Linked DNA regions of Homo sapiens: region 2 is linked to region 1. Evidence: chromatin loops called from intact Hi-C (ENCODE). Cell type or tissue: heart right ventricle. All regions are shown on one strand.

The links. A loop is a pair of places that touch in the nucleus more often than their neighbours do. Peaks named below come from ENCODE experiments on the same cell type or tissue, not always from the same donor. Only the 100,000 strongest peaks of a DNase experiment are listed, where the experiment ranks them.
Region 2: it touches region 1 in a loop (2.4-fold over the local background); 12 of 110 quality-filtered maps call a loop at or near these places.

Annotation. Positions count from the first base shown.
Region 1 is chr5:138,640,773-138,643,272 of GRCh38, forward strand. No RefSeq gene overlaps it. Among named protein-coding and RNA genes, the nearest start is that of HSPA9, 67 kb to the left of the region's middle. RefSeq lists enhancers at 476-1,029, 1,030-1,583, 1,153-1,232, 1,243-1,322. In heart right ventricle, a CTCF peak has its summit at 1,231 (motif pointing right); a DNase peak (open chromatin) is centred at 1,249.
Region 2 is chr5:138,926,760-138,929,259 of GRCh38, forward strand. CTNNA1 (catenin alpha 1) reads left to right here. Exons shown (of 18, transcript NM_001903.5): 14 at 2,487-2,500. Among named protein-coding and RNA genes, the nearest start is that of LRRTM2, 53 kb to the left of the region's middle. In heart right ventricle, no CTCF peak of the experiment used is centred here; a DNase peak (open chromatin) is centred at 1,332; H3K27ac peaks cover 2,500 bases.

The DNA.
Region 1 (2,500 bases):
CGGGGGAAGAGGACTAGCTCCCCTTCCTTCCATTCCCCCATTCTCTCAGCTCAGCACTTCCTGGAGGTAGCATTCTGGGAGGGAGCTGCTTTGAAAGCACAAAGAACTAGTGCTGGAAGGCTGAGGGGTGGGGAGGTGTGAGGAGGAGAAGATAAGTATTCAGGAGGGGGCAGACTGCCCCTCAAGCCCCACACACAGCCAGGCCTTCTCCACAGCCTAAGTATGTGATGTGTGTGTGTATGTGTGTGTGTCCACGCCTACATGTAGTGCGAGCATGGACTTGCAGCTATGAAGTGTTGACAGGGAGAGTGACTAGGGACAATGCAGAAGCTGTTCTCCACCGGGCAGATGGCTCCTCTCAGGTACTTGCTCGGGTCTTCCTCTCTCCACTCCTTCAGTTCTCTCTCCACTCCTTCTCCTTGTTTTGTCTTTCTCCTCCTCAGTTTCTCAGCATCCCCTTTGCTTTCCCCCTCCCTCTCTTCTAGCTGTCATTCAGATGCAGCAAGATGGATTTAAATCAGACTGAAGATCCAATGTGGACTCTATATGGCAAATAAATAAATTAATTAATTTAAAAAAATCAGACTAACGAATAAACTGGGAAAGGGCAGCTGCAGATGGTCCAGGAGAGAGAATCCTGTAGGTTATGGAATGTTAGAACTAAACACCAGAGGAGTCTGCGGGTCTCTTCTGCACCTGTACACAGGAAGCTGGAGGTCCTTTGGGAAACATGTCTCATTGGCTCTGGGGGCAGTTGCTGGGGAGAAGCAGCATCTCCCCTCTTGTGCTTCCCATGGCTGGCTGATCCCCCGACAACACACTCATAGCCCTGAGATAATTGACTGTCTCAGCCCTTTCTTTCTTAGGCTCAGAGGAAGAGCCTGGTCTTTCTACACAGACCATGACTTTTCTCATGAAGCTGGGGACATCTGCAGGCTGGATGGCCTCCAGAGCTCTAGGCATGTGCCCAGAGGCCAGGCTGCCAGGCCCAGGTATGACAGCCTAGGCGTCCTCTCAGGTCGACTGCGCTTTAGACATTCTCCTCCTTGGTCCCTGATCCCCCTTGAGGAAGTCCAGCTCTGATTCAGGCTGTGGCAGTATCGGGGGGCAGCCTAAAGTGAGGACCCTTCTGGTAGGGCCTGCTCCTGCAGCGGCTGTCTTTGGGCATTGTGATTAGAATCTACTTTAATCATTCTTTCTCCCCGCCCCCCACACTGGTTTCAGCCAAACCAGACAGAAGGGGGCGCTCCTGAGTCATCCGAGAAGAGGATTCTGGGCTGATGCCTTAGCCCTGGCTCAGGGAACATCGGAAATTTTGTCTGTTCATCCATCAATCTGAAGGTGACTGGTGCGGTCACCTCGTTCTCTTTCTTCCTTTGCTTTCTTTCTTAAGAGATAGCGTCGGCCTTTCTTAAGAGATAGGGGGTGGTGGCTCACGCCTGTAATCTCAGCACTTTGGGAGGCCAAGGCGGGTGGATCACTGGAGGTCAGGATTTCCAGACCAGCCTGGCCAACGTGGCGAAACCCCGTCTCTACTAAAAGTACAAAATTAGCCAGGCATGATGGCAGGCACCTATAATCCCAGCTACTTGGGATGCTGAGGCTGGATAATCGCTTGAACCTGGCGGGCGGAGGGTGCAGTGAGCTGAGATCACGCCACTTCACTCCAGCCTGGGCGAAAGAGTGAAACTCCATCCCCCCACACCATAAAAAAAAAAGGGATAGTGTCTCACTATGTCATCCAAGCTTGCAGTGGCACGATTATGGCTCACTGCAGCCTCAAACTCCTGGGCTCAAGCCATCCTCTCACCTTAGCCTCCCTAATAACTAGGATTACAAATACGCACCATTACACCTGGTTAATTTTTACATTTTTATTTGTAGAGGTGGGGTCTATGTTGCTTAAGTGGTCTCGAGCTCCTGGTCTTGAGCAATCCTCCTGCCTCAGCCTCCCAAAGTGCTGGGATTACAGGCGTAAGTCACGGCACCCAGCCCCACTCACCTGCAGACTGACAGATGGACAATTTTTTTCTAGCAGGACCAGACAGAGACTTGGAGGAAACACTTTTATGACTTGTCCAGAGACTCCCTGGGCTGGAAGGAATCTGGCCTCTGCCTCTGGGAGATCAGCAAGTGGGGCAAGTCTTTGTCTGGGGCCACGGCCAAGGCTGGCTGGGTCCTAGGCTGGGGACAGTGTAACCCCTGACCATTTGCCAGCCCCCAGTAGCTCACCCTGGTCTGACTGTCTTGGCAGAGCTGAATGTCCCAATTTTCTTCAGAACTTTTTCCCAGGTTAATCTGTGTTGCTATTGCCCATGACCTGCTCACCACCTTCTTCATCATGAAAAAAAAAATGGCTTTCTCTCTTTCTCCCAGATCTCACAGTCCTCTGTGACTCTTCCTGGCCCCATCAGATGGGGATGGGCTGAGCCTAGAGTACTGAGCTGGTCGGCAGGGTGCAGCACATTCCTTACCTGGAGCTGACACTGTTAGGACTTTC
Region 2 (2,500 bases), 290 kb after region 1:
TCAGTCTCCTTGGCTGGTTTCTCCCCATCTCCTCAGCCTGTGAAACACGGGTGTGGCCTGCTGGGAAGTCCTTGACCTCTTCAGAGTCCTGTCTAGAGGCCGACTCTCCTAAGTTCCACACCTGTCTGCGCACCTTGCCTCCTCCCTCTCACTTGCTCCACCCAGGCAGCACATGTTAGTTGATAGTGACTCCGTCTTCCCTTGCTCGGGCCCAGACCTCGAATCTTTTATTTCCCTTTTGTCCCATACCTCACATCTGCTTTATCTGTGAATTCTTTTGGCTCTCCGTTCACAGTAGAGAACCTGAACATGTTCTCACCCTCGTCTAAGCCACCAGCACCTCTCACCCGGGTTCATGCAGGTGCCACTCAGCTGGTTCCCTGTTCCCATCCTGGGTGCCTACAGTCTCATGAGCCACAGGGCAGCCAGAGCGATTTCTGTAAGCTTCAATCAGATCATGTTATCCTCTGTGCCAGCGTCTCCACAGGCCGCCACGTCACTCATTCTTTATGCTGGCCTACGAGGCCTTCTGGGACTGGAACCTGTCACTTCTCCAACCTTATTTCCTGCTGATCTCCTCTTGTACTCATGGGGTTCCAGGCAAGCCGGTGACATGGGGGCAGTGAGCTAAGCCCCCCTTCTGTGGCCTCCTTGCTATTCACGCAGTTCCCTGGGCCAATGCCCCTTCCCCACGGCCTCTATGCTGCCACCCGCCCCCCCTTCCCCCTCCTTGAGAGCACCTTCTCGTGAGACTTTTCCAAACACCCATATAGAATTAAAATCTCCCTTTATTCATCACTGCTTTCTTCATAGCACTGGTCACTTTTGATGTGTCATATAATTCATTTGCTTACTTTGTTGTCATTTCTTCCATTAGAATATGCGAGAGGAATTTTTGTCTGTTTGTCACTTTGTATCTTTAGGGCCCAGAACAGTGCTTGGCAGAGAGATAATGAATGAATGAATGAATGAATGAATGAATGAATGAGAGTACTCGGTTTTCTTGGCAAGAACGGTTCTTGGGTCTGCGATGGGGTGCTGGGGAGGTAGAGATGATGTTAGGAGGTGGTCCTTTGAAAAGCCCCTTAACTGATTGATTGCATGCCAGTCCCGAAGGCATGTGTGACTGCAGCGTTAAAACTGTCAGTGCTGGCATTGTGTTTTGTGCCACCGAGTCCATCGGCCTCCAGGACCTCACACCGACATGCTGTCTGGTCCCCTGCGTGAGCGTCCACTGTTCTCACCTCATCAAGGGACAGGCCCAGCCTTTGCACAGCACGTTCTTGGTGGTTCCAGAATGTTTCTTGCATATCTTCTTGTTTGAACCTCACTGCAAGTCCTTGGGCTGGGCTTGGACTATGTCCTGGTACACAGACGAGAGACTCGCCTCACTGCCCTCCTGTCACAGGCCAGCCGGCTGGGCTGAGCGCCAACCCCAGCTGTTCTGCCTGCTGCCCCCTTACTGATAACTGCCAGAGGACAACATTATGTTTCAAGTCAGTAGCTAATCATGAGAGGCTGGTAGTTGGTACAAAATAAGAATTTTATTTCATAATTAAAGCAAAGAGCTAGGACCAGTAATCAGTCCCTTGGGTATTTACTCAGCCCTCACCTGCCATATTCTCCCCTCTTTTCTTTTGATGAAAGTCAAAAGAATACTTTAAAATACATTGCCTATTTTTACTCCTCCAAGCAGCCTTGGTACCCTAACAGAAGGCCCAGTTATTTAATTTTCTTTTTGTCATAAAGTAGGAAAGTTATACAAATCCGCTTAATACTATACAAAACACCTCTATTTTTAAGTCAGTACCTTTTCTACCCAGGACAGTTCTCATCTTTGTCTTAAAATGCCGGTGTTGGGGAAGTAAATTAGGAAGTAAAAACCTTATGTCACTGGGCACAAGTGGCTCACGCCTGTAATCTCAGCACTTTGGGAGGCCAGGGCAGGCAGATCACCTGAGGTCAGGAGTTCAAGACCAGCCTGACCAACATGGTGAAACCCCGTCTCTACTAAAAATACAAAAATTAGCCGGGCATGGTGGCATGTTGCCTCTAATCCCAGCCACTTGGGAGGCTGAGGCAGGTGAATCTCTTGAACCCGGGAGGCGGAGGTTGCATTGATTCCAAGATCACGCCACTGCACTCCAGCCTGGGTGACAGAGCGAGACTCTGTCTCAAAGGAAAAAAAAAAACAATCATGTCTTACAAAGAAATAGTGAATTGACTCAGTGATAGCAATTGAGCCCCACACACAGTGAAACCAGCCCAGGCCTGCTGTGGGCCAGGCAGCCCAGCGTGTGCACCAGTGAAGCAGAGGCTCGAGACAAATGCTGAGTGATTTTGACTTTATTCACCATACTGTTCAGAACACTGCACATTAAAATCCAGAATTCTGGGCCTCCGTGCACCTGGCCAAGAGGCTCAGGGTGGCTGGGGGCTGGTGGCCCAGAGATGTGTCTGACCTGTGATCTTTGTCTGGGTGGCAGACCCCTGAGGAGTT